Regions from separate parts of the Mus musculus genome. Here region 1 is linked to region 2. A link is a loop called in an ENCODE intact Hi-C map of the cell type or tissue named here. Cell type or tissue: heart. All regions are shown on one strand. Each heading gives the region's core, and the rest is flanking DNA. Links, peaks and the distances in the headings are about the cores only.

What was found. A loop is a pair of places that touch in the nucleus more often than their neighbours do. Peaks named below come from ENCODE experiments on the same cell type or tissue, not always from the same donor. Only the 100,000 strongest peaks of a DNase experiment are listed, where the experiment ranks them.
Region 1: a loop joins it to region 2, with 4 times the contacts of the local background. A loop is called at or near these places in 2 of 42 quality-filtered maps.

What each region holds. Positions count from the first base shown.
Region 1 is chr7:134,559,385-134,574,563 of GRCm38, forward strand. No RefSeq gene overlaps it. Among named protein-coding and RNA genes, the nearest start is that of Dock1, 100 kb to the right of the region's middle. In heart, for the core only: a CTCF peak has its summit at 7,144 (motif pointing left); a DNase peak (open chromatin) is centred at 7,147; H3K27ac peaks cover 255 bases.
Region 2 is chr7:134,215,961-134,231,139 of GRCm38, forward strand. Adam12 (a disintegrin and metallopeptidase domain 12 (meltrin alpha)) reads right to left here and starts at 9,137. Exons shown (of 23, transcript NM_007400.2): 1 at 8,827-9,137. The coding sequence starts at 8,917. In heart, for the core only: a CTCF peak has its summit at 8,001; DNase peaks (open chromatin) are centred at 8,711, 9,251 and 12,001; H3K4me3 peaks cover 2,403 bases; H3K27ac peaks cover 3,094 bases; H3K27me3 peaks cover 1,173 bases.

The DNA.
Region 1 (15,179 bases), core at 3,160-11,159, 340 kb after region 2:
ACTCCCTTTGAGGGGAATAGTACAGGACAAGCAGCATTCAGTGTGACTCAGCTTCCCTCCCATCACCGAGCTCTTGCTCACCAGACTCCCTGCCTACACTTAGCACCAACAAAGTGACTGTCTTGCTGAATCCCAATTTAAGGTACAAGACCACTGTGAAGGTTAGCGTTGCCTCTCAACTTGACAGGAGCTGGGAGCACCTAGAAGGCAAGCCTGCAGGCACACCTGGGAGGGCTTCTCCTCTCCTGCTTTCTCTTCTTGCATCTCTTTTCTACCCTTACAGTTTTTCTAAAGATTACTTATTTTCACTGATGTCTATGAGTGTTTTTATTGTGTGTATGTGCACTGAGCACATGTCTAGTGTTTGCAGAGGCCAACAGAGGGTGCTGGATCCCCAGACACTGAAGTTTCTAACAGTTGTAAGGTTCCATGTGGGTACTGATAACGGAATCCAGAGCCTTCATATAAATAGCAAGTGCTATTCAAGTCATCTCTTCAGCAACTGTTTCCACAGATTCCATCCTCCAATGTCCCAATTACTTCAAGGGTAGAGGGGGAAACATAGGGGATGTTGGCACAGGATGTGGTCCTGAAGAATCTTGAGCTGCTGCCATCATCATGTTTAGGTCATTATGCTGGGCAGTTTTATGTCAACTTGACACAAACTATAGTCATCTGTGAGGAGAAGACTTTAGCTGGTAACATGCTTCTGTAATACCTGGGTGTAAGCAGGCCTTTGGATATTTTCTTAATAATGATTGATAGGGAAAGCCAGCCTACTGTAGGTGGTACCATCGCTGGACTGGAGGTTTGGGGTTCTATAAGAAAACAGGCTGAGCAAGCAAGAAGGAGCAAGCCAGTAAGCAGCATCCCTCCATGGCTTTTGTATCAGCTCCTGCCTATAAGCTCCTGCCTGCTTTAAGTTTCTGTCCTGACTTCCTTCAATGATGAACAGGGAGGTGGAAGTTTAAGTCAGATAAACCCTTTCTTCATCAAGTTGCTTGTACACATTGTGTTTAACCACAGCAGCAGAAAAATAACTAAGACAACCATCATCTCCCTTAGCCCCAGATTTGATATCTCTGTCTTCGTGAGTCTTGGTAGCACTGACAGACTGAAGTGTGTTTAGAGCATATGGAGCGTATGGAGACATTTAGTGATCTGCACTGTAGCTCAGGGTTCAATAGTACAGAGTGACCCTCTTGTCCTTGGCCTTTATGCTAAATGAAAGTAAGAATTAAAATTCAACTCTTTCTTCCACTGCTTTCTTTAATGAGAAAAACAAAATTGAATTTGAAGTAGATTAAATAACTCATTTAATCTTGCTCGAGGTGGAAGGCATTTGTGAGAAGTGATGACGTGTGTTGAACCATTTAAAGGACTCAAGGCTCAAGTCATTTAATAGTCAGTGGCACACAGGGTCTCAAACAGACTGGAAGTTCCTGCGTGCTATGGACTTTCTATTATCTCCTCTGTCATTCACACCATACAAAGGATCAGAGGACTGGAGACCATAAAAAATGTCCTCTGCACCAAGACAGCTTAGTTGGTAAAGTGCTTTGCAAACGTAAAGGCACAACTTCAGTGCCAGCAACCACGTAAAAAGCAGAACATGCTGGCAATGCAGATCTATAGCCCCAGTGCAGGGGAGATGGAGGCAGGTGGATCTCTGGAACTCACTGGCCAGCCAGCCTAGCCAAGCAATCTGTGATTTTCAGGTTAGTTAGACCCTGTCCCAAAAGTACATCTGAATGGTGCCTGAAGAATTACACTGAAAGCTGTCTTCTGACCTCCTTATGCATGGGCACATGCTTGCATGAGCACCCACACATACACAGGCAACCTCCATGAACACATACATACATGCATACATACATACATACATACATACATACATACATATTCAATAGATGCCCAAACTTTAACAGGCAACAACTCCAAATACATACTTCTCAGGCTGCTTCTTGAGAGAGCCTCCTCTTTAGGACCAAGGCAGCCAGGAAACACTCAAATCTACATACTGAACAAGTTTCACACCTGTCAGAGGGGACCCATAGGAAATGCCACCAGCTTCTGAATAACAAGGTGCATCCTTTAAAGGTGTCCATGTCCTCGGGACAATATATTGGTGATCAATTTATAAAACAAACAGACCTAGCAGGAAGAGGGATTCCACAGTGCTAGTCCTTCCTGCATTCCATCCACCCCTAACTTCTCCTTGGCTACACACAGGCCTTGACATGCTAGAACCGCATCCATACACATGGCAATCTCTATCAGTGTTTTTGGACAAAACTGGACCAAGTTTAGAAAATTGAAAATGGCTTCACTTAGCTTTACCTTTGAGTTCAGTATCCTCTCAATGGCTTGGGGTGCTTGAGGAGGTCTGAGAAAGCATGTGTCTCAGCAGCTATAAAATACTTTACAAGCTAACAGAGCTAAGGGTTTGGAAGAAGCTATCTCTACAAGGGCAGAGGTCAAAGGTAGGAATGGACTATGGACCTACAGGAAGAACAGATTCAAGGGAGGACACCCATTCAGGTTTGGGAGTGCCTTGTCCTAGGTGTCCATCAGACAGGTGGGTGGAGCAGGAGAATAAGAATTCTTGGCAGATGCCTCCATCAGAGCTTTAGAGGTGGGTGTCATTAGGCTGTGCTGCATATTACATATATGTACAGACAAGGTGCAGATTCTTATCCTGCTTAGGACCAGAAATACCTCCGGACCATGTACCATTACCATAAACATTAAACCACTACAGAAGTTATAATTACAGAGAAGTCTCTTGGAAATATCTCGAGCTTAACAAACCCTTTAGATGAATTTTGTCAATCATTTATTTCTTTGAATTTCTTGAAAGCTCATGGTGACAGCAAATGACCACAAATGCATGACATTCATGGATCTTTCCCACCAGGAACCCAAAGGGACTTGCCTGTCAATCTTTCCCTGTCGTGGACTGACTGTTGGGATGCCTGAAGCTCTAGGTTCCCAATCAGCAGCCTTTAGATTTCTTTTCCTCTGTGGCTTCTATGGTTGACACTTCCTAAATGAAAAGTATGTCTATACGGGATGGTTGGTTGTAATATAGTATTAAAGAAAGGGCATGCAGGTTTGAAAGTCCATCAAAGTTGCCTGTGTCTGAAGTGTTCCTGGTGTTCTTGACAAAAGATCAGAACGGCAGAGAAATTAGCTCAGCGGCTAACATCTTGAAATGGAGACTCACAGGCATGGAACCAGCTTCCCCAGGGCTGCTCTTTATGCTCAATATACTCCCTCCTCAACAAGGAACCCCAACTGGTTTTCATGAATGCAGGACCACCTTGATCTAGGTCTCTGTGAGTTCCCTTAAAGGAATGACAATCATTCCTTAAACAACACACCAAGAGATCACAGATCTGAGTGGGGCTTCACTAAAGCCAGTGCGGACTCCTGAGGGCATGAAACACACTTTCATAATTCCCACTGACAATACTGTGCCTGGATGATATTGTCCCTGCCACTCTGCTGGATTTGCTGTAAAGAAAGCTCCTGGAAGCAGGATGGAGTATGTGGGGGGAAGGGGAGGTAAGCCATCTATTCTATGGAGAGAGCCCCTATTAAGAGTATCTGGCTTGAATACATTTGTCTATGGGTTGAGCCTCTCAAAGTAGGATTTTAATAAATCACTATTAATCCATTTATATAATCCACTACTTGTGGCTTTCTATAGACAACATAATTTACCAAGAAGCTGCCCTGGAGTATTAGTAGGGACCGGAGTAAAAGGTGCTACAGATGTCAATATCAGCTTTGGATACCTAAGAGCTCATGAATACAGCTGCTGGTTAGACCCTGTAACTGTTCAGCTGGCTGACAGGTATCCTTCTTTACTTTCTATTGTTGTGAGAAGGACCAAGACCCAACGCAGCTTGGGAAATAAAGGGTTCATTTGGCTTATACATCTGGATCATGATCCATCATTGAGGGGAACCAAAACAGGATCTCTGGCAGGCCAGGAACCTGGAGGCAGGAACTGAAACAGAGAGACTATGAAGGGATGCTGCTTGCTTCTGGGGCTCACATTTACTACCGTTTTTATTCCTACTAGGACTACCTGCCCACAGTGACCAAGCTCTCCTTCATTGATTATTACTCAAGAAAATGTCCTCATAGACTTGCCTATAGGCCAGCCTAATGAACAGACTTTCTTAACTTTCTTTTTTTTTTTTCCAATTTTTAATTAGGTATTTTCTTCATTTATATTTCAAATGTTATCCCAAAAGTCCCCTATACCCCCCACACTCTCCTACCCACCCACTCCCACTTCTTGGCCCTGGCGTTCCCCTGTACTGGGGCATATAAAGTTTGCAAGACCAAGGGGCCTCTCTTCCCGATGATGGCCAACTAGGCTACCTTCTGATACATATGCAGCTAGAGACACGAGCTCTGGGGGTACTGGTTAGTTCATATTGTTGTTTCACCTATAGGGTTGCAGACCCCCTTTAGCTCCTTGGGTACTTTTTCTAGCTCCTCCATTGGGGGCTCTGTTCCATCCAATAGCTGACTGTGAGCATCCACTTCTGTGTTTGCCAGGCCCCGGCATAGCCTCACAAGAGACAGCTATATCAGGGTCCTTTCAGCAAAATCTTGCTGGTGTATGCAATGGTGTCTGTGTTTGGAAGCTGATTATGGGATGGATCCCCGGGTGCAGCAGTCTCTAGATGGTCCATCCTTTCGTCTCAGCTCCAAACTTTGTCTCTGTAACTCCTTCCATGGGTGTTTTGTTCCCAATTCTAAGAAGGAGCTAAGTGTCCACACTTTGGAATTCGTTCTTCTTGAGTTTCATGTGTTTTGCAAATTGTATCTTGGATATTCTAAGTTTCTGGGCTAATATCCACTTATCAGTGAATACACATCATGTGAGTTCTTTTGTAATTGGGTTACCTCACTCAGGATGATACCCTCCAGATCCATCCATTTGCCTAGGAATTTCATAAATTCATTGTTTTTAATAGCTGAGTAGTACTCCATTGTGTAAATGTACCACATTTTCTGTATCCATTCCTCTGCTGAGGGACATCTGGGTTCTTTCCAGCTTCTGGTTATTATAAATAAGGCTGCTATGAACATAGTGGAGCATGTGTTCTTAACTTTCTTAACTGTCACTCTTCCCAGATGACTCCAACTTGTGTAAAGTTGACAAGAAACCAACCAGCACAGTTGAGTTTTAGTTTTGGTCTTCTGAAACGTGGCCTGGTACCAGCAGGCAGTATGAGCACATGGGCATATGGGGTTTCTTGGGTTTCTTTTTGTTTATAGGAGGTAGGGCAATTGATGATGACTGTTAACTGGAGGAAGAGACAATATATGTCACATATTAAAGAAGGTAAAAGCAAAATTTTATGAAAGCAAAATGTAGATTGACAAGTATGAATGTGTGTATGCGCATGTACACAGGTGTGTGTGTGTGTGTGTGTGTGTGTGTGTGTGTGTGTGCATGTGCATGTGCACATACACGATTGCACCAAGGAAGAAACTCTTCCTCTAGAAGAATCAACTTCTCTAATGTAGTGTGGGGTCTGTGCTTCTTTGCCTAGAACATAGGCTCTGTCAGCGCAGGAGAAGAACCAAAGATGCTATAGAGATATTTCTTATTAAAGGACCAGGATGACAAGTTTCCAAATGTAAACTGTTTTTGTTTTGTTTTGTTTCTTGTAAGTAAAAAACATTTAGCTGTATTGCCTCCATTGGTGATCAGGACCAGCCTTTCATGGCCAACCTCAACATTCATGGTTACTTTTCTCAGTGTTAAGATCTCTTCCTCAAAAAAAGGGGGGCATCTCTTCCTCTTCAAAATCTATCTACTGGATAAATTGGGTCTGTTTTGGCCAGCCCACAAATAACTAAATGCCCATGTCCTCTGAAAGGAAAAGCATCAGCCCAGGACCCCCAAATCCAAGTTCTCAGTAAAAGGATATTTAGTCGCCCCAGGAGGCAGAGTGCAGGGATAAGGCACAAAAGCAGGAGATCGAACAAGAGAGAGAAGGGGAGGGAATAAAGGAGAGGGGAGAAAAGGAGAAAGGAAGAAAGGGATGAGGTGCTTGACCCAGAGTGAGACGAAGGGCTAGCTCTGGATAGAGGACCCAGACATGGCACATAGGAAAATGGCAGTTTATAAAGAGACAAGGGGAAACCCCATGTTAGGATAAGGTGTTTATTTTTGGTTGGATGTGTTAATTAGGTGAACCAAAGGGGCTTTTGATTGCTGGACTTCAACACTTTGATAGCTGGACCTTGATAGTCAGTTTGGTGAGAATATCAAACACACCATATGTCAACCCACATAAGGGATGGAGCACTGCCTGGTAGCCTGGCCTCTCCTGTCTCAGAACCAAGATACACACTACTGTCCAGCTTCAGCCATCCATGCCCTGCCTCCACTCTGGGATTCATTACAAAGGATGCTGCCCAGGCAGCATATGAAAATCATTGAACAAACTACAAACACACTGGCCCAGACTCGGCTGGGCTATCCCTTCTGTGAGGCCCAAATCACCTTGCATTTTCCAACATCACAATCTTGGTCAGAGGAATTTCAAGCCAGTTACATTTGGGCAGCTAGAGATAAAAGTAGTTTCCATTACATAATACAATCTTTCACTCCCCAATCCCAAGCCCTGGCTCCCCTTCCACTTGACTGAGCTACTGACTGGCACCTGAACACTGCATTTAACTAAACTCAGCAAGGGCCAGAAGGCAGAGGATTCGGCTCACAATTCCAAACCACCCACCAACCTTTCCCTGACACCACTTATTATATTTTAGTGTCGGAATCAATTGAACAGTGGGTTCTAAAGAGAACAACGGAATGCATTTGTGCTCTGGGAAAAGACAGCTTCAGCCATAGTCATCCATCACTGTAAGATACAAGGGGGAATGCCTTCAAGAGGCTCATTTTTTTTTTCAACTGCAATATGCCAGCAGAGCGCATACGGATTCCATAGCATGTAGAAACCACAGAGATTTATCCTCACAAAGCAGTGTCTGAGCCAAAGGAGACCGTAAATCTCAGAGAAACTACCTTCCTCTGTGGAGAAGGTGATGGGGCCATTTGTACCTCCAGGTACAAACCACATAAAGGTTAGAGTGCCCCCTGGTGGTAGCTGCATTTATTTGCCCTGTGCAATGCCTGCTTCTGTTCACTTCCTGGGAAGACCAAGGCACACTCCAGTCACACTCAGTGCACCCAAGCTAGATGTCCCAGGGAGTCCAGAAGTCCACAAAAGTACATGTGCCCAGTCCTAAAGAAGAGACTCTGAGATGAAAATCAAAGCAACTGACGTATGACGTAACACCAGGTGGAAATGTCAGGTATGCTCAGACACCGTTCCCTTGTGTCACACTGAGAATTGACATCTGGCAGACGAGGGAAGAGGACATGCAACGTTTTCATGGTTTACACCCCTGATCTGCTGAGAAAACACAATCAAGAAATTATCCAGGGCAAAGAATATAGACCTAGGAGTAAAGGGAGCTAAGGTAGGACATGGCATAGCCACTTGATGGTCAAATGACAAGGGTAGAGTCACACAGAGTCAGTCTACAGCTTGCCAATAAGTTCACTCAGCTATGAGTGTCCTGGTTATATTTGAACTCTGTTTAGTTTTGTCAACTTGACACAATTATCTAGAATTATCTGAGAATTATCTGAGAAGAGAGAACCACAACTGAAAATTGTGGTTCTCCATTCAGGAGGACATTTTGTTAATTAGTGATTATTCAAGAGGGTCTGGTCCATTGTGGATGGAGCCAACCCTAGGCCCTGGTATATATAAGGAGGCAGGATGAGCAGGTTAGAGTGAATAAGCCAGTAAGCAGCATTTCTTCATCTGCCTCCAGATACCCCTGCATGATGAAATACAAGCTGTAAGATGAAATAAATATTTTCCTTTCCAAGTTGCTTTTGGTCATAGTGTTTATCACAACAACAGAAAGAATAACTAAGGAAGATGGGAGCATAGCTGTAAAACAATAGCTAGCAAAAAGCAACATAAGGGAAGAAGGGTAAGTGTGGCTTACAGTTCAAGGGACCAGTCCATCATGGTGAGGGGAGCATGGCAGCAGAGCAGAAGATCAGCTGGCTCCGTTGTACCTACAGTTAGATAGGAAGTATTCCTAGGCTACAGAGCTTCCAGCAAGGCTCTGCCTCCCAAAGGTTTCACAATACTCCCACAGTTTGTTGCCAGCAGGGGACCAAGTTTTCAACCATATCAGCCTACAAGGCACATTTCACATTCAAGCCATAATGGGATCCCACCTTATGAAGTCAGTATTCCAACCAAGCAAAGCAGCATGGGAAAGGGCTCATTGCAGAGTCTCTTAGACAGCAGGCAGTCCCTACATGGGCATTGCACTGAGAGTGAACTGCAATGTACACTATTGTACAACCTTGATGTCGCTCGGTGAGACTGGAAGGTAACAGTCATTTTAAAATTACATTCATGTTATCAAACTCATGTCCTCTTTCCTCTGAGACCCCAAAATAAAGAGAGATAAAGATGAGCCATCGTATGCGCCCCTTATTTTTTTCTTTTCCAAACTTTCTGTCGTGGCTATTGTACTATTGCTATGAAGAGATACCATTGACAGAAGCAGCTGTTATAAAAGGAATTATTTAACTGGAGGCTTTCTTACAGTTTCAGAGGATTAGTCCACTATCATCATAGTAGGAAGCAGATAGGCGTGGTACCAGAGCAGTAGCTGAGAGCTTTATATCCTGATATGTAGGCAGCAGGCAAAGAGAGAGACACTAGACCTGGTGTGAGGTTTTGAAACCTTAAATGCACCCCCAAGGGACACACTTCCTCCAGCTAGGCCACACCTTCTAGTCCTTCTCAAACAGTTCCACCAACTGAACACCAAATTGTTCAAATCTATGAGCCTATGGGGGCCATTCGCACTCCCCTCCAACTCAGTGATCTCAATCTAAATTAACAGACTTCTAAACATGTTTTTGACAAATATCTTGTGGGTTTCCAGTCAGAGAATTCCTATTTTCACCAATCTTACTTGCTCAAAATGATCCAAAGTACTTCCTGTGGTCCAGGGAACCAAGCTTGTGACTATCAATTTTAAGATGTCAACGATCAAGGCTTATATGAGTCATCAATTCAAAGTCTGAGATCCTACATGTCACATGTACTGTAGTGTCGCATAAAATGTACCGGCACTTTGTATATTGGGTGGGGGTGGTAGTTACATAGACCTACACAGATACATACACCACAGACAAGCTCTGGACATCATGCCAATGTCAGCACCCTGTAGTGACATTGTACTAAAGTTAGATGAGGTGTTACCCTTGGGGTGTGTGAGTGAATAGTATATGGGACTTATTAATACAGGTTTTATAATTAATGATGAACGTGAATTTTACCAAAATAAAAAACTGAGATAATAACATACCAACAAGTTTGCCCAAAATTGACTGCTTATAGATATAATAATTATACTTTGAGATGATAACATTATTAAGAGCAAGCTATGAACACAAATTAGAATGGTTTATATTACATTTTACATTAAAGTTCAGCACTTTCTCCAGCATCCTCTATATTTGGGTTTTAGTATTTTTTGCATTTTAATCTTGAAGTGAAGATGAGCCTCATAGTAGATGGTAGGCCCTGGTTTAATTAGCTGCATTTCTTTTTTCTTACCGGCGATGGGAAAAGAGTTATGAACAAACTATCTAGGCTTTCCTGAACCCTCTTTAACTTTACTTGAATCTTAGCCATAACAACTGACAGTGTGTAGCTCAGGCTCACATCCCTAAGGTGACCCTACCTCCCTTACTTCGCCTGTCTGAGCAGATCACTAAGGCTGAATCTACTACTTGCTCTGAAGCATACCTGAGAGAGCACCCTACTTAGATGACTGGCAGTTGGCCTAACAGCTTCAGGTAGGATTGCTCTTAGCTCCCTTCTGGAAATTTAGTGTGAATCTAGGACTTCAGCCAAACAACAGCTCAAACAATGTGCTCTGCAGAAGAACACTTTAACGTTGGCTGCTAGGGTGACCATTTGTGCTTTAAACACTGGGATCTGAGCCAGCCCACGTCACAAAGGGAAAGAAGCATGCATAAGGCCCTAGAAGTAACAGCCAATGTGAAGAAGGAACTATAAATGAAAGGAATTATTCTGAGTGCAGTGTTGATGGTTCAGAGTTTGAGAGCGCTTGCTGCACAAGCATGAGGACCTGAGTTCAAATCCCAGCTCCCATATAACAAGCTCAGTATGGTCTGTGCACAGCTATAATCTTAACTCTGGGAGCAGAGACAAGGGTGTTGTTAGAACTTGCTGGATTTTGGCCTAACAAATAAAACAAAACAAAACAAAACAGAAAACTATGAGCTCCAGTTTCAGGGAGAGACCCTGCCTCAAAAGAATATGTTCACAATTATATACACGTAGATCCACACTTAGCGCACACACACACACACGTACACACACACACACATAATGGTTTTTTTAAAGAATATAAAAGTAAAGAAATCATTATCACTCTCAGACATTAAGATTGAGGGCATGCTGTTACTGAAGCACAGGGTGGCATATCCTTCCTAATGAAGGGATGGCCAAGAAGAAACATGTTATGTTAGATAGCCATTTTTATTACTCATGACAGCCATGTTCTGTAGGAACACTGAACCTGTTTTTATTACTCACGATAACCACTGAACACTGACTCTAGACTAAATCACTGTCCCGGAGGGAAATAGAAAGTCGGGTTCCTGCAAGCTCAAGGTCATAGCATTTCAACTGAGCAGCACATGAGCTTGCTTTCTGTGGTTATTTAAAGACACCTTGCCTGATACTTGCTTTCACTTGTTAACACGCGGCTTAGTCGGCAGCAGTGCAAGTCAGGCAGAGTGGGGTTCCTGCATGCCTTCAATGATCCATTTTCATCAACTGATCAGCACATAAGCTTGCCTTACATGTGTTTCTGCTCAAAGACTTCTTAGTGCATTTTTCATTTGTAATGTGAAACACGGCCAACAGTAACAAGCCAGGCCAGATCAGAGCTTTGTCTCATCAACATGGTTTCTCTGGTGAAGCAGTTCATAGTTTTCTTCTGGGTCATTCTGAACAGCAAAACTACTAACTAGGAAAAAAAATCTTCAAAAGATAAGGCACAAATTAAGCTGCATGAAGGGCCCTCATTCACAACAGGAAAGATGAGCACCAGCTGTCAGCTTTGGCTGGATCCAAGCACAATGGCTGACCTCACTGAGAAACATCTCCGCAGATGACAAGGTTAGCTCAGAAGTGTTGATGTGGGCTTATAAACAGATCTTAGAGAGAAGGTGAGTCTATATACACTGAACTTATGGAAAGAAGTTTTTACTATTGCTTCAGAAGGTTAGAAAGTAAGACATCTGGAGCCTCTGGATAATGAGCATCCCACAGGATCTGGACTGGGAACACAGCTCAGTGAGTAGAGAGCTTGCTGGGGATACTCAAAGCTTTGGCTCAATATCAAGTTCTCCTCCCCCTAAATTTCTAATCTGAAGGTCCAAACACTAAACAACAGTCATGGCCCCACCAAAGACTTATCTGCAATGTTCCGGACACTGTTGTTTGTATTGAAGGTGAAAAACAGCAGTATTTTGTTGTAGAAAATTTTAATCCCAATCCAGGGTTTCTACCCCACCTTTGGCCATTTAGTTCCCAGGTAAAAGACACTCACGACCTTAAACCTTAATCAGCACTAGAGCTGGGCAGACGTCTATCCTCTATGCTATTAAAATCTATTTCATATCAACAATCCTGAGTTATTTTTTGCTATGTTTCATCCGGGCTTCTCTTAACTCTAGTTGGCCAGCCCTCAGGGTTGTTTTCTTGACTCCTAACTCATGGTGACTTCCTCTTCCTCTTCACCTTCTTCTCCCCCCTCATGGTTTCCCTCTGGCTCCCAAGCAAGTCAGTGGCCACGTGTCCACCTGACCAGATCATCCTGCTCTCTGCTGCTGCATGCAGAGAAAGAAGGGGAAATTGCTCTTGGTGATTCCTTTCAAATTAATATGATGTGCTTTAATATCCCTTATGACAACATTAGGAACCACACATAAAATACATATGCTGTGTACTGCAATCCCATAGCTGTCTGGAATAAAAGATCCTAAGTAATTATTTGACTTGTGCCCTAAACTAGTCACATTCCCAAGGAACACTCTTGGTGTATCTAAAAAGCACACTAGATTCTTAGACTTGCCCTTTCTCAGGAGAGGACCAGGTGAGCCTGCCAGTTGGAGGAGAACAACTGAGATTATCTGTTGTCAAAGATAAAGTGGAGGCTTTGAGACGAAAAGTGGATTGTGGGAATTATGTATATGTTGCCACAGGCTGGACAGCCTTCCTTCCACTCAGCGTGAAATACCCTCTGATGTCATCAGTGCTGAAGATAAATACTCAATAATTTTTAATGAAGCATGTCAACACTTGTGTCAGCCATCTTGATAGGAAATGATTGTTCTCCCTTTGGCTAGTGCAAGGTGTTACAGAAATTTTCCATGGGTAAAAAGATTCCAAGATAGAAAAATGTATTTGAATAGAAGGGAGAACAAAGGCATCTTTGGCATTTCATATCACACACTGTTACTAACTTTGGGGACACTGGTACCTTCTTTCTTAGCAAAGTATCAAAGACCAGTGACAAATATTGGGGTGGTAAACCTTCCCCCAGATACTGAGGCCAAACTTGCCCCATTTGCTTCAGCCAAATATTACAGCCTGCTGCAGGAAGCGGCAGATATGAGAACCAAGCTTTTCTGCTAAACCAGACACTATGCGGATTTTTCAGACTGGCTCAGCAATGCTGGTCTTCTCGCTACCTTCTCTTGGAAAATGGAGCTTATTTTGACTAACGTGTTACGTTAAGATGCTATGCACTGGCCTGTTAGTGTTATTCTAAATGAGTCAATGCTCTCAGCATCTCAGTTCTCACGTGGTGTATCATGGCAAGTGTAACTCGATGCACCAAAGGTCTTGAGGATCCCAGTAACCTAAGTGTTTATGGAACTGTCGCTCATGTTATCGCCTAGCTAAATAACAGGATCATCACGCCATCTATGAATGCTGTTCTCGTATAGGTTACAGAAGACTGTAGACCAGAGAAAGGAGAGCAGGAAGAGGTGGAAGGAGAATTGGAGAGTGAGCTCACACTCTTTCTTTCCTAACAGGCAGATGACGGGCAGTTCCTGTCCTCCCTTCTTATAAGAATGAGTTTCCCAAGAAAGGTGTTTTTAAACAGAAATCAAGCTGGCTTTAGAGCTACCAAGCACTTTGCTCAGCCTCCATTTGACAATACTTCCTAGGCTGCTAAGCATGGGAATTTGCAAGGATCTGTTATTCCTGAACCGTCAGAATGGCCCCGCATGGCTGTGTCTTCAGCTGCTGTTATTATTCCATTTTAATTAGAAATCTTTATGGCTTTGCCTTCATCATTATCACTGTACTTTCTCGTGAGCTATTTGGTTTGTTACATAATGAGACAATCTATTAGCATCTGTGACATTTTGGGTCCATAATTTTCCAGTTCCCAGATTTAGCACTGTGTGTCATGGTACAAATACGAGCCCTTCACACTCCCGTTGCTAAGATTGGTGAGACACCATTACAGGTAATTATATAATGATAAATACTTATTGTTATTTAGTTGTTATATAAGTAATCTCCTCAGAATTTCTTTGGACAGTGAGGTGGTTTTTGCAGTTCAAAATGTATTTTTAAGATGTGAGGGTGACTCCTTCCTATACGTCTGGCACTGGGGAGTCTGAAGTGGGATTATGAGTTTAGGGTCTGCCTAAGTTACATAGTGAGACTTGGTCTGATAGCTGGGGGTGAGGCTGGCATTTGTCTCTCCAAAAACTAGTGTCAATGATCAGAAACACATGCTGACAACTCCAAAATTATCTACCAGTGGTTGAAATTGAAATTGAAATGTGCCAGCGGTTCCATGGGCCCAGCCATTTCCATAGACTAGCTTCCTTTCCAAAGTCAAAGCCATCCTCTTTCCAATACTAAACTGGCTCCTTGTAAGTATTCTCATCACCAAAACTGACCCCTGCTCTTGCCAGTCCAGTCTCTCTACAAAATTCACCTACCTCCTGGGCATGCTTCAAACTAAGTGTCTTGGCAACGTGGCGTTATCTTTGACACAGCTTATGCTGGAGAAAATCTTATCATATTTCAGGGTAATTAACTAGTTTGTGTCGAGAAAACTCATAGCTATCCTGGGACATGTTCTTGGACATGCTGGGACTCTGTCTGTGCATCCAACTCTATAGCTCTCACCCCCAGAAGCTCTACTCACTCACAGGATATTCCCCTCTAGGTATCTCTCTGGCACACAGTAGGTCTTACACAAGATCTCTCTTCTCTGCCCTCAAAAAAAAAAAAACCCAAATAAAACAAAAAACAAAAACTAACACTCCTTCTTCACTCCTGCCTTAGACCCAGGAAGCCACCTTAGTGGCCACTCACAGCCGCTTTGCCTGCCTCTGACTTTGTGTACAAAGCAACAGTGAGAGAACATGAAATACAAGTCACAACCTGCACTATGTGTATAATTTAAAATGTTCTCATAGTCCTATTTTTAAAAGTAAAAAGAAATAGGTGAAGGTAAGGTTAACAATATGTTTTATGGAACCCACTATTCCTAAAATATTGCTGAATTGACATGTAGTCGATATTTTAAAAGTACATAATTAGTGAACTATTTCATGGTCTTTCTCACTAGGTCTTTACAACCCAGTGCAGGCTGTGGAGAGTGCATCGTGATTTGAACTTGCTACATCGCACATGCCTTGCATAGTGGTTTAAAATAGCCAACCCCCCCTCCCATAGAATCATATGTTGTAATGTTGGACCCACGGGGAGTAGCATTATTAGGAGGTGTGGCCTTGTTGGAGGAAGTGTGTCCCTATGGGGCTAAGCTTCGCCAGCCTTCTGGTTCCCTTCAGATCAAGATGTAGAACTCTCAGCTCCTCTAGGTCCATGTTTGCCTGCCTGGATGCTGCCATGCTTCCTGCCTTGATGATATTGGACTGAACCCCTGAACCTGTAAGCCAGCCCCAATTAAGTGCTGTCCTTATAAAAGGTTGTCTTATTCATAATGTCTGTTCACAGCAATGGAAACTG
Region 2 (15,179 bases), core at 4,105-12,104:
AAAATGAACGTACTGTACAACTCAGCAATTCACTCATAATAGGTCCCCTAGAGCTCATGCTTACACAGAAAGAGACAAGACGAGGATCCACCACTGGGATGGAAAAGGCCAGAGGACGCAGGTATTTGTCAACAGAGGAGAGCACAGTTTAAAGCTTAGTCGTTCAATTAAAAAGAAAGAACCAAGGCCTAAGGCCAGCATGAATAAATCTTAAAAACACATTAATCAAAAACAAAAACAGAAGCCAAATCCCTGAAGGTTGCAAATGTTGTAATCTGTAGTAAGGTACCATGAAGCCTAACATTTAAATCCAAAATAACATCAGAGACTAATTCGAGAAATGTATACTTCAGACCCATCAACTACAGAAAGGAAGAAGGCTAGATGGGTGGAAAATAGGTGTACGGTTACACACATATCTGTAATACTTTAGATCTTCAAAGCGTAGACATTTTGAATCCTGTATAATAAAATCTAGAGGGTACAGAATACAAACATGTGACTTTTTCTGGGTCCCTTTTCCAACCTTAACTTCTTCTTCAATAATCCTTTTCTTACTATACCAAATTATACTGATATTGGCTGGGAAAAAAAGGCTATAGTGGTTTAAAAGTTTACTTGGTGCTATGGTTTGAATGTGAAACATCCCAGTACCACAAGGCTCCCATGTTGGAACACTTAGGCTCGGGTAGTCTGGGAAGGTGCTGAGCCTTCGATTGGATCCTAACTGGCAGACAGCACTGGAGGGATGGATCTCAAGGCTCACAAGACAACCTAGCTCTTTGTTGTCTGAATTCACTAAGATCTGATTTTCTATACCTCAAGTTCCTGCCTCCATGCCTTCCTGCATGATGTTCCCTTGGGGCCATGAGCTGAATAAGTCCCTCTTCCTTCAAGTTGTTTCTGCCAGGTATTCTGTCATAGTGTCAACTAGAGTCACTAGCGTACTTGGTAGATCTCATTTCAGGGATATACCTGCTCCATTAACCAGAGAACAGCAGCTCTTTAAAACACAGGCTGGCTGGAGAGATGGCTCAGTAGTTAAAAGAAGAAGGTCCAAGTTCTATTGCCAGCACCCACATTGGGCAGCTCACATAAGGGGACCAGACACCCTCTTCTGGCCTCTGAGGGAACCTGTACTCATATGTATGTCCCCTGAATGTTCCTACATGAAGACACAGATTCAGGTACTAAGGTGCGTGTGTGTGTGTGTGTGTGTGTGTGTGTATGCATACGTGTGTATAGATAGATCAATAGATGATAGATAGATGGATGGATGGATGGATAGATATAGATATAGATATAGATATAGATATAGATATAGATATAGATATAGATATAGATATAGATATGAGACAGGTTCAAAACCCTAATGCAAACTCCAAGACTATTACCTGGATATTAAGGATTCAAACCAAGCCAAACAAGTAAAATCAGGTTCTCAGATCACATCCCAGGTCAAGTGAACACAGACTGTTCCTCTCTAAAACATACACACACACACACACACACACACACACACACACACTGCTGAAATCTTCTTCTGGCTTAAATGTCAAATGACATAGGAAAATTTTGGGTTCAAATGCAGAATGGTGCTTACCATACTCTGTGCAAGGAGGCATGGCCATGGATACCAGCATCCACTGGGGCGGGGGGGGGGGGGAGTATATAAAGGGCTTTGGAGGCCAAAGCATCAGCAGGAGCAGGCAGAAGGTCCAGGGACCCAAGGAGGCTGCCCAAACTTTAAAACGGTTGCCAGGAAGTTGAACTCTTAATGTATAGCCTTGGAATGACATAAAAGCTTAAAGGATTATATATATATATATATATATATATATATATATATATATATATATATATATATATCAAAATGAGGCTGAATTATTCAGCTTCTCCTCCTCATCTGTCAATTGAAGGCAAGGCATATTGAGCATTAGGTAAAGTCCAAGGAAACAGGATGAAAAATGACTTGCAGAAAGTAGGAAGGTTGAAACAGCAGTCTGTCCAAAAATCACAAGACTTGAGTACACATTTGAATTGGAAAGCAGTGTATCCAACCTGCATTATCAATTCTGTCTAAAATCAGATGGATCTCCAACTGCCATGAGCATTGTATTATGTACCAAAGACAGAGTACACAGACTACAGGATGCTTACCAGGCTGGGCTATGGCCTACTTTCCCTCATGAGATAGCCCTGGTATCCTCTGCTGTGGGAAGAAGCAGGAATAGGACAGGCTGCAGGATACTCTCCCCAGCACTGCATGAGATCTTGGTGTCTGGCTACAGTATACTCAGTGTTTCCTGGTATCTACATGCCAATACAAAAGCTCTGGGTTTGGTAAACTACTAGCCGCATATATGTAATGAAACAGCTTCATGGAACACAGAAAGAAGCTCCCTACAACTTTATTTAGATTGGGTCTACCTCACTTCTCAGGCCTGATATCCAGAGTTGTTTAATCCTGCTATATAGGATGCAGGCTGAGGGTTGTGGGGTTGCCCATGTGCCTCCAAACACATATTCAGAAATGCTTCTCAGAACTATCTTTGGGAATCAGAGACACAGCAGGAACAACAGAGCTTTAAAAGGCTCCTAGAATACACTCTGATACAAAAAAAAAATTTTTTTTTCAACTGTAATGAGCTCATTACAGCACCATTTAGGGCAGGAAGAAATCTACTTAGCTTCTTTAAATGATGGAGCTTCCGTCCTTGAAAATATTTTTGTGTGTGCAATTCCCACAGCTGCAACATTTGTCTAATTAGGTATACGTTTCACTTTGAGTTTTCATAGATTTTTGAAAACAAAGTTTTAAAACATTTTAAAATGACTTTAATGTTTGTTTCCACAAGGAAGGAAGAGAAGGAGCCAAATGACAGTGGGAGGAAGAAAATGTCAATTGTTGTGAGAAAGGCGTGGCTGGCTTCCAGTTGGCATGGCAGAGTCACAGGTGCTTCCCCATGCCTCCTCTTGAAAACAAAATAAAACACTGGTTTTTCTAACAACAACAACAACGATAACCATAAGAAACAGAGAATAACAATAGTAAGAAGAGACGGCCAAGCTGTGGGCACAACTCAGGGGTAAGGGTGTGCCATCCTGGCTCTTGTTCTTCACTGAGTTGAATGAAAAACATCCCCATAGTCTTGGGCATTGGGTCCCCCAGTTGGTGGAGCTGTTGTGTTGGCTAAGGAGGTGTGGCCTTGCTGGGGGATGTATGTAACTGGGGGTAGTATTTAAGAGTTTAAAGGCACCCATTGTTTCTCGTTTGCTGCCTCTGCTTCATGCTTGTAGTTCAAGATGTAAGCCCCCAGCTTCCTGGTCCTGCCACCATGCTAGTGCCTTTGCTCCATCATCATAGATTCTAATCTTCTGGAACTATAAGCCCCAATAAGCTATTTCTTCTATATGTTGCCTTGGTCATGGTGTTTTATCACAGCAATAGAAAAGGAATAACTAGACAGCCCCAGCACCACTCCAGAGAGAGAAGAGAGGGAGGGAGGGAGGGAGAGGGAGAGAGAGAGGGAGAGGGAGAGGGAGAGGGAGAGGGAGAGGGAGAGGGAGAGGGAGAGGGAGAGGGAGAGGGAGAGGGAGAGGGAGAGGGAGAGAGAGAGAAAAAGGGAGGGGGAAGGGGGAGACAGAGAGACAGAGAGCAGGCACGAAGGCACAGGAGTGCCAGCTCCCTGGAGAAGAGTGCCAGGTACCATGGTTTTGGAAAATGAGAATTTAAAATTCGAAGCTCCAAGTTTCTTGCAAAGCTGGCATGGTGGTTGCCTGCCTCCCCAATTCCAGGACACAGAATGCATGCAGGAGGCACTGCAGCACAGAATTGCTGTGCTCAAGAACGCCCCCAGTCCCACCCAGGCCAGATCATACAGAGGAAAGGTCAAAAAGTCCTGAACTGAAAACAGAAACAGTCAGTAGAAACAAGGACATGAGGGCATGATCTCCTCTTTACCCCTGTTCTGTTGAGCAGCCAGGGCTCTCAGACCCCAGAGCCGGGCTAAAATCTTCAGCAGGAGATAGGAGGATTCATTTTTGGAAAAGTAAAAAACAAAACAAACAAACAAAAAAAACAACAAAAAACAAAACAAAACAAAAAAACCGAAAAACCTGACGAACCCAATGGAAAACAATACATATGTTAGAACCAATGATATACGAAGATATTCCAATAAAATGTCACCTACTTCACCTATTGATAGACCCATCTGTGGATGCACATAGCTCAGTGTCCCAGTATTGAATGGCAACAGTGAACCAGAAATAGGATGTTTGAACAAAGTCAGAGATTCTACTAAAGGGGCCAATGAGTCTCAGATTTCACAGTGGCCCTGAGGTGAACAAAGAGTGCCTAGGAAGCACCAATGTATCCAGAGCTGACGGAAACCTTCTCTCCGTGACAAGTAGGCATGGCCCTTCTCTCCATGACAAGTAGACATGGCCCTTCTCTCCATGACAAGTAGGCATGGCCCTTCTCTCCATGACAAGTAGACATGGCCACTGCAATGGAAAGAAGGCAATTATGTAAGGGCAGGAGACATCTTTAAATGGAATAGAGGGGCTAGAAGCATAGGAAAATGCTCTCCCCCACCCCAAACAGATTAAAATGTAGAGATGGAAAATGACAGGGAAGAAGAAACAGCTGAAGAAACAGTGTGAGAAAGTAAAAATTTCACATGAAATTCCGATCTGACAGTTACACTGAGTTCCCAGTGTGATCACTGAGAAGACCACCACTAATAGGCATTTACATAAACTGTGACGGTTACCATTACAAAGAGAAGATAGTAACGTTCAGAAAGAAAATATACTTAAAAGATGAACAATGAACACACTGTTGATTTCTCAGGTTCCCTGGCTGTAACGGGCATGGAGACAATGAGGGAATTCCTTATTGAAAACAAAGGGCACATGACTTCTACCAAACTAGCAATCAAAGATGGGATGGGGAACACATGTAAGGAGAGAGACTAGAATGCTGGCCATACATGCATATATAGGTATATGCACACCGTATATGCCCTATCATATCCATACACTCAGAAGTGTGTGTGTGTGTGAGAGAGAGAGTGAATATGTAAGTGTGAAAGAGAGAGGAGCGAGGAGGAGAGAGGGAGAGGAAGCAAACAGAAAGGAAGGAGGAATGGAGGGACAAAAAGGGAGAAGGAGGACGGGAAGGACAGAAGGAGGTGGAAGGAGGAAGGGAGGGGCAAAGGGCCAGGGAAGGAGACCATCACCTCTACGAGAAAGAACTGTGCTCAGTTTCCTTAGGTTACTTAGTCTCATTTCTTTAAAACAATGTTTCCACAGGGAAGGAATAGAAGCCAAATAGAGCCAAATGACAATGGAAGGGATAAAATGTTTATATTATGTCAAGTGTGGCAATGATTTTATACATGTAAATACACTCTGTGTGTGTGTGTGTGTGTGTGTGTGTATGAAGGATACAGTAAGTAGACACAAGCTTTCCTGTTGAGCTCTAGCCTTTGTTTTTAAGATGCCTGTGTGGACAGCTACATATCTTCCCACCCAGAGTCCTGTACCGCTAACCAGGTCCTAGGTCATAAGCTGCCAATGAGATCTGTTAGCCTGCTAAAAGGCTTATAAAAATATTATTTTCTTGAAATAAAAAAGAGGGAATTGTAGATGCTTCAGCCTTTGCCTTTTCTGCTCTTTCTGCCTAGAATGCAGGTATGAGAATAAGGGTTGCAGCAGCCAGCATGAGACAACAAGGCCACAAGGAAAGAGTGGACATTAGCGTCTAAGAATGGCCGATGCTGAGTATGTACCGTGTTCTGACTGGGATGTACAGAGGATGTGCAGTGTTCCAGACTATATCACTGGCCTGCAACGCCTGTGAAATCATTCCTACATAGTTCACTTCATAGTGGCTTTCCATGTCGAAAAAACAAAAACAAAACAAAGACAATGACAAGAAAAACCCTGCCACACTTGTGTCTCCTGTTAATTGCAACTAAAAGCAGACTTCATACATTCACAAGTTATCCATCTTGGGCTGGAGAGATAGCTCAGGGGTTAAGAGTACTCACTCACTGCTCTTTCAGTAGATTCAGGTTCAGTATCCAGCACCTAAAGGACTACTCACAACCATCTGGAGAATCTAGTTTCAGAAGAGCTTGTTCCCTCTTCTGGCCTACACAGGCATTCAGGCTTGTAGGATAGACACACACGCAAGCAAAATACCCATGCATATAAGATACTTTTCAAAATGTGTATCACCCAGATAGAGACCTCAGAAGTTTCTGTAATGTGTACATTGCAAAAACACAAAAACAAAAGAAGGAAGAAAAAGGTATTTGCTTAAAAAAGAATTAAGGATGTGAGAAAACTTTCCAGGCCCTTGATTAAAGACAGCCTTGAAGCAATCGGTGAATCATATTCCTATAGAAGAACCAGTTTGAGGGGTCAGAGAGATAGCTCAATCTAGAAATTGCTCACTGTGGAACCATGAGGACCTGAGTTCAATTCCCAGGACTCATGCAAAAAGTCAGGTTTGGTGGTACACACTCGCAATCCCATGGCTACAAGGCAGGAGAGATTGGTAGGTAAGATCCCTAGGGCTTACCAGCCAGCCAGTCACACCTACTTGATACATTCCAACCAGTGATAGACATTGCTCATAAAAGGAGGATGGTAGCTAAGAAATGACACTGGAGGTTGATTGTCACCTGTCCTCTACATGCATCCCCACACCCATAAACTCTCACACACATACATGAACACAAAAGTAACCGGAGAGTTCTGAGAAAGGCAACTCCCAGGGTCTGACTGAGGATGGACTGTAACAACACTGGCTACAGTGTTAGAAAGAACACCCATGGGAAGATGAGAGGAACATCAAGTGTACAGCTCAAGAGCTCCCGGGACACAAGTGAACTTCTGCAGAGGGATGTGTGGATGGCAGCCTGGATGGGAATATGCACTAAAGCAGAAGGAGCTAGGGAGATGGGAATACACGGGAGCCTCAGGGATGAAGTGTCAGCATGAGGCATCCGGAGGAAGCATCAGACATCATCCCTGCAGCAGGGAAGACTGCTGTGAGTGCGGTAGTTGGGATCCGGGACTCTGTTTTGGATGTGTTTGTGCTTAGCTGCGCTGGAGCTCGGGGTAATGAACGAGGCTACGGTCAAACTCAGGATATGCTCAGCCCTCGACAAGTAATGATTCCTTTCGTCTGCCAACATGAATAAATGCTTCATGTGTTTGCATTTTCAAACATCCTCAACGACAGGACTTGGGGAACGGACTGAGAGTTGATTCTGAGACTCTTAAGTGTAAACACACCATGAACTTGGAATATTAAACCACAGTCCTTAAACCATTGCAAGTGTGTTGGCCCTACTGCTGGGCTGAAGATGTCTGCCCCATCCTGAGGCAAGGCTCTGTCTGCCGAGGCTGCAGCCTCCCTCCCGATGAAATAACTCCCCACTATTAGCTTTATTTAATAAACATTTGCCTCTAAAAAATATCAGCTGTGCTTGGACTTCTGTTTGTGTGTGTGGAGCACATGCCAAGTTCAAGGCCAATTCAGACATACTTTGAAACTGAGTTTACATGTTTCTAAGTACATTTGCTGTTCAACCTTCAAAGGAAACCGTTTGTACCAAACCCTCTCAAAAACACCTTTGACTGCGGTTTTCACCTGCAGGTCCCAGAGTTTTCTAAATAGTCGTCAGCGTTGTTGCCCTTTTCGCTGATGGTTGATATGTACAATTGTTTAATTTAATCACCAATTCGCCAAGTTGGTCTTTATTGCTGTGTAGGTATTTATGGGAGCTAGAATTTGGTTACATTATGGTAGACAGGCTGGGGGTCGAGGATAACAGTGACAGTTGAGAAATGAAATGTTTCGTGTTGGAAACAGTTGATGATGGGGGGCTAGCTAAATGCCTGATACCTAGAATCACAGAAATAAGAGTTGGAGGCCAAGGTGAATCATTCATTGGTGAACAGCGCCCCTAGCGGCAAAAGGGGCCGGCAGCAAGGGTGACTAGGGAAGCTCCCGAATTTTAAAAAGGCACCTGCTGTGAGTTCTCATTATACAAACAGGATCCACAGGTGCCCGGGCTTTAAGAAGATTCAACTCAGGAAAATACAAGTCTATAAAAACTCCTTTAATGTATGCACTTTTGTTTAACTCTGGAGTGGGTACTCGCGCTACACGAGGTCTTGGTGTAAGCCCTTACTTACCAAGGATGAGCAAGAAAGGGGAATGAGTTCTGTTAAAGTTTGATCCTTACTGACAATTAGCGAGTGAAGCCAGAAATCGCTAAGGGCCACGAAGTCAATTGAAACAAAAAAAAGTAAAGAGCGCTGCAGGTACACCTGTGATGGGAGGCCGCGGGGGGCGTCCTCTGCATCCCCCAGCTGTGTCAGAGCGGGGGTGGAAAGGAAACCTCGTGGGGAGTTGACTCCGAAGCTGGGTGAAGGAACTCACTACCCCACTGGATCAGGAAAACGACCCCACGCACACCCTCCCAGGAGACACGTGTAACTGTCAAGACACTGTGAGCCTTAGGAGCAAATGTCACTCCAAGACATTTCATTCAGACATTAGCTGCCTCAAGGCCCCCAAGCAAAGCGTCTTCTTCTCCCGTGCCACCCCAACCCAACCCCCGGAGTGAGCACCTGGCGGGGGACCAGTGTCAAGGCTCTGGGAGCGCGAGCCAGGGGGGTCCTCAGATGCGCCCTGGGTGCGTTTGCTCTCCCTGTGGCTGTGGCACTCGCGGAGACCCTGACTTGTAGCGAGGTGGCGGGGAGAGGACGCGCAGGCAGCCGCCTGTGCGGGTGACTTACCTCGGGCTGCACGGGGCGCCAGCAGGGCCCCAGCCAGGGCCAGCAGGAGGGCGCGGGCGGGGGGCGCGCGCCGCGCCGGGCGCTCTGCCATTGTCGCCGGCCTGGCGTGCAGCTGCTTCGGGGGCCCCGCGGCCAGCGCTGCAGCATCCCACGCGGGCGCCGAGCTGGGGGAAGTCCTACTGCCCTGAGTCTGCCGCGACCCCCTCGCGCAGCGCCCGGGTCGCTGAGCAGCGAGTCTAGCCTTTCATTTTTTCAAAAAAAAACTTTCTCCCCTCCCCGTGTGTGTGCGTGCGCGCGCGCGCTACTCTGGCACGAGCCGCCCTTGACCGTTGCAATAAATGAGCAGCCTGTCCGAGTTGGCGCCGGGGACCAGCGATCTGAGGGCGGGCCTGTGCAATGGATCCGCGGCCAGCAGTCGCCGTTCTCATTACCACGGAACAAATTAGCGTCTCCCCCGCACCCCGCCTTCCTGCGGCGTCCCGCGGGTCCTAGAGACCGCTCCGGGGTCCCCGACAGCCTGGGTCCTATCCACTCCCGGGGGTGGCTGGATGCAGGATACCCTCAGACCCCTTGTGCGAGCCGCCGCGTAGACCAGCTGTGTGGCGCAAAGGCGCGAGAACGCACACTTCCCAGCCTCAGGATGATGTGGCCGCGGGGCCCGGGGCGCCGGCAGCCAAGAGCACACGCGGCGCCGGGGTCCAGCTTTCCAGACTGAGGCTGGAAAGGATGACTGGGCTGCTAGCTGCTGGCTAGCTGGGAACCGGCGGGACGCGAGGAACAGGTCTGGTATATGGTGCACAGCCAGGCAGCCTGTGGCTGGACGTTCCAAACCGCCAAACCAGTACCTCACACCTCAGAAATAAGATTGAATTTACAGTAGCAGGCACTCGGGCACAGCGTTTTCGCTGTGGTGCTCTGGTTTTGATGCTGATAGATTGGCCAAAGTTTCCTTTCAGTTATCTAGACCCAGGAAAAGGTCCAGATACGTTCCAAACTTCACTGATCTTAAGGGGCACCTGGCTTGGCTGGTTAGAGATGCAAATTGCAGCCGGACTTGGTGATGCATGCCCTTCATCCTAACATTTGGTGGGCTGAGACAAGAGGGTTACTGCAAGTTTGAGGCCAACAAGGGGCTACACCCTGTCTGGTTCAACCTGAGCTACCAAGTGAGATTCTGCCTCAACAAAAAACCAAGATAGTGGGCAAAGCCTGACGGGGAGAGAAAATGCCAATTGCCAGGCAGCCTCCTACATCTTCAGAGTGAGCTGTTCTTCGGGAACACAGCTAGGCTAGCCCCAGTAAAGGGATGGAAGGCCTCACCTCAGGGTTATAGTTGTACCCTTCCCCGCCTTCTCATTGGCCTGACATATTCCTAATCGGACTCTTTGTGTTCCTGAGAACCAAGTGAGAAGCAGCAGGCGACAGACAGACAGACAGACAGACAGACAGACAGACAGACATCTGGAGAATAATGGCCACTGTGGTCCCTAACATGGGAACTTCTTAGAACTTGTAAGGGCTCAAGGGGATGCCACACCCATCCTGGCCAGTGAACCAGAACCCATCTTGGGCCTGGCAGTTTTCAAAGCCTTAGTTGATTACACTGCAGCTGGGGGTCGGGCCAACCACAGAGATTCTGTTCTGGTCCTACAGCTTCCCCTGTTCTGGGTCAGATCTACAGTATGAGGAGAGTCGGGTTGGGGAAGGCTGTGTTCCTGACCACCTCGCTGGAAAGTAGCCTTACTCTCCAGCTGCCTCTCACCAGCAGTGGTCTGCAGTAGTCTCTCACTTCAAAAATGACATAGGACCTTAAAAGTGAGAGGCCTCATATTCAAGTCAGAGCAGGCATCCTTTGAAATCAGCCCAGTCATCCATAGCCACCCTTGTGTGTCCTGGTATTTACGCAATCAGAATTAGCAATGTTACATTAGGGACTTGGGAAATGAAGCTGTAAAGAAATGTCTCTCACCTTCAAAGGCTCTTTGTTATTGTTATTGTTGTTATTGTTGTTTTTCTGTTCTGGTCAGGGCCTCTCTATATAGCCCCACAGCTGTTCTAGAACTCACTATGTAGACTACACTGGCCTCGAACTCACCGGAATGTGCCTACTTCTGCTTTCCAAATGCTAAGGCTAACTGTGTGTGCCACCACCCACAACTGGCAGGCTTTTCAGTCTTAGAGAACAATCCAGACATATGGATTTCATGTGATCTGTGATAAAGGGTCACCAACATCACTTCACTTTAATGTGCAGACAAAACAAACAAACAAACAAACAAACAAACAAAACAGCACACAGAGGAGCCAAGTGGCTTTCTTACACCCACACAGTGAAGAGTCCAGCCTCAGACCTGCCTTAGGAGCAGTGTGTCTTTGACCCTGAAATGCAACCTTCCCTCTTAGAGTCTGCTAAGTCTCTTAGGAAGAACTGAACACTGAGGCCTTGGTGAAGGGTCTTCCCACCCACCTGCTCCCTCCCCCAGGGTGCTCAGCAAAGATGATGGGGATTTTGCATCCTGGCTCTGCTGAGAGAGGTCCAGAGGGATAGGCTTAGAGAGTTCTGAGCTTAGTTAATTCCAAGACTGCTGAGATGTATGAGGGATGCAAAGCAAAAGACTTGGGAAAGATTTCCTTTGAGGCCGCCAGGACAGAATAGCTTTAGGATGGACACAGCTGTTAGCCCTAACCACGGATACAGAAATGGTTTATTCGCGTGTGCTGGGGAACTTTGTACACTCTCTTAATATTTCTTTTCCATTTCTTTTCCATGTTTATTACTCAGCTGTTGCTCTTTACTGTAAAAAAAAATAATAATAAACTTATTTTCTTTAAGCGTAGAAATTGCAAAGCTGTCTTCAAAAAGGCCAAATGTGCCCCAAGACTATCTTTGGTGTCTGACTGAATGAAACCCAACAGCCATTGCAGAAGAAGAAAGACAATTCTAGCCATGAGCCCTGTCGTCTTCCCAGCTTTCCGATTCACTGTGGCTGTGAAGCTCAGGCCTGGCTGCCACTCCATCCATAAAAACTTCACGTACATCAGCCGCAGCCAGCTAGGCAGAAAGCAAAGCTGGCGTCCGGCAGATGGTCTGCCTTTGGATGGGAATTCTGCCTCCTCGTTCACAGGAAATGGAAGCCGGCATGGCTGGCATTCAATACTGGATTGTTAGGTAATGGTGTGAGGTCAGAGGCCAGGATCTGCTCATTAAAATTTCAGATAGATGGCTGCTTGTCCCTTCCTTTCTGGAAGAATTGACCTTTGCAGCACTGTTTCCTGTGTGCTATTTTTGACTAACAGCCTGGGCATTCACAATGAACAGGGGGCACTTATGTCTTACCCAAGCTTGCGTTTAGCTCTATTCCCATTGAGTACGAGCAGAGGAAACACGGAGGCAAATTTTCCTCGGGTGAGATTTTACAGGCAGCCTCTCCAGTGTGGGCAGCTTGACCTATTGATGGAACTTGAGACAGCTCACAAAACAGCTTTTCTCTCTCCCTGCACAGTTCCCAGGGCTTGCTGCAAAAGTAAACAAACACAATGGCCCCACGATGGAGATTCTTGGAAATCTTGTTAATTCCATCTCTTAGACTGAAATTCCTGCTCCCTCGCAGCCGGTAGTAAATGCCATCCATTTTCCTGTTTCTTGCTTTAAGAGTTTCTCCTTCCTAGAACCCAGGGCTTCACCTCCATAGAATCCTGCCCCCCCCCCCCAACTCTCACCACCACCACCACCCCAGTCTCCTCCAATCTTCCAGAGTCAACTACCATACAGATTCAATACTTAAGGAAAATGAGGGTGGAGGGGCACTCATGGATGCTGAGTCAAAGTAGACAGAAGGAAAGGGTACCCTATCTGTATGTGTGTGTGACCTTCCTATTGGACTGCCCCAGGTAGAGTCTTCAGCTGGAGGGAATGTCATTTGCTGAGAAAGCCTTGAAACTCCCATGGCAGGGGCTGGCCCGGGGAGTAAGTAGAAAACAAATAGGATTTCTACACAAAGAGGTAAACTCACAAGAAGGATCAGAGGGTTCAGTGATACTCAGTTCCTTATTTCATGGTGAGCGGAAGAGCCCTTTGGCTGTGACAGCCTGCTCTGCTGAAGTGTGTGAGTCCTGGGTCCTTTTTAATTCAAGTCACTCAGCCTGAGGGAGTCCTGTCCCATCTTTGTGAGGGTGCTCAAGCATCATCCTGGAAAAGGACTGAGGTCAGGAGCGAGGATCGGAGGGTGGGTGGTATGAAGGAGGCATCCCAAAAGTGGCTGTTCCAGTCTCTGTCAAGCTTTCAAGCGACAGTAGCTCCAGATGGTATTTAACCCCAACCTTAGGAAAGACCCAAAGTCTAGCCTCAGCTAAGCTATCTCCAAATTCCTGACACACATAAAGCCCCTGAGATAATCAGTTTTGTTTTGCATCATTTTTTTTTCTTTTTCAGGAAGAAGGGGTATTATACCACAATAACAAGCACACATTTACGGAAGCAAATACCCATGTCTGTATTGGTTTCTAGCTCCCAGGACTTCTGTGTCTCCTCCAAGAGCAGCTGCCTTGTTCTTGAACATTGAATACAGGTCCCTATGTTCCTCAAGTTCCACAGGCTCCTGAAGGCCAGAAGAGCTGGAGCCTATTTGGGCTAAGGAAAACTTGAAAGTATTTTGGGAATAAGTTGGGGGTCTCTAGACGATTTCCTTGCAGGGGAAGAAGTGGGCTCGCCTTTACAGTAACTGCATGGAAGGCCAAGCTTCATACATGAAATTCCTTCCCTACCTGATCTATCTGGTGGCAAGTTAGAAGGATTGCTTCTCATTTTCTGCCCTTGAAACTAGAAAATAACCGGACACAGGCCTCTATCCCCTGACTGGATTCAGTTCCTACTCCACCCTTCCTATTTTAAGCAGATCACCCCCAATTTCTTTAGCATGCCTCTTGAGTCCTGTTCTTAAGCTCAATCAGGTTTGTTGCTGTCCTCTGGGCCTGTTCCAGAGTCCTGATTTCTCTCAACCAAGAAGGCCAAATATGGCCCCAGAGATCCTAGAAGTGTCTGTGGAAGGGCAATGGAGACCTGGGACTTTTGCATTATGTGCTGGGGTCTCTGAAGTGGAGACCACTAACTCCTCTGTAGAGTTTGTAGAGTTGTAGCCTAGTTCCACTTGGAAGTTGAAAGCAACTGGGGACACTGTTTCTCTGGATAGCTCTCAGACTGTCCCCTGCCTGGCTTTGCTTGAGGCACACACACACACACACACACACACACACACACACACACGGCCGGGGCTTCACAAAAGGTATTTTAGCTTCCTTCCTGAATCCCAGGTCTGAGCTTCTGGTTTCTCTCCATTCTGTACCCTGCTGAACATGCTTATCTGGGGCTGCTTCCTTCCTTCCTTCCATTAACCCCTACATGAACTCAGGCAGACAAGACACCCAGACACTCAGTGTGTTTTGCCCATAATACTAGCATTCAGGAGACTGAGATAAAGGAGATTTTTAAAAGTTTGAAACAAGTTCTGGGCTACAGTGCCTCAAACAGACAGTATCTTGCCTCAGACAGACAGATAGACACACAGAGAGACAGACACATAGAGAGACAGACAGACAGACAGACAGACAGACAAGACAAGACAAGACATTCAGAGGTTCTATTGGCTAGCTGTTCTTCCTCTAACATTCCAGTCTGGGATCTTGAAATGAATAAACATCTCCACCAAGTGCAGATGTAGCAGGACCCTTTGCCATGGCCCTGCCATTTACAATGCCAATGAAGAGCTGGCAAAGTTTCAGGGTCCTTGCTGCCTTCAGAATTAGCTCAGATCTCTCTCATAGAGCACATACATTCTCTGAGATTAGCAAACAGCCTGGCTGGCTTCTTCCCACCCTACCACAGCCTTTAATTCCACGAGCTCACTCACATCTTTAAAACATCTACCATGCTATGGTTTCCCATATGCCCTTCCAAGGCTACCCTCCCAGGCTCTAGGCAACACCAGCTTCTCTGTAATGTCTTTCTATGCTCTGAGCTGATGAAGACCTCCTTTTACTGTCTGCTGTCCTGTGTAGCACTGCTCATCTGAGGCTGCCCCACTAACCACGGTCATCATGACTGCATGTGTCAGCACCTGTCTGGACCACTCTATGATAGGACCATGCCTCACCAAGAGCTGACACAGAGAAGGACATCAGTTTCTAGTTGCATGCTTATGTGAGTCACTGTACCTCCATGTTTCTTCATGGATCTTTACAAACGTTCTTCTCTATAATTTTCTGATCCAAATTCAACAGGGGTGGTTCTCTGGAAGTATATCTATTGCCGAGGTCCAAGAAGATAAGTGGACAATATTTCATCTCTCCCAAATCAC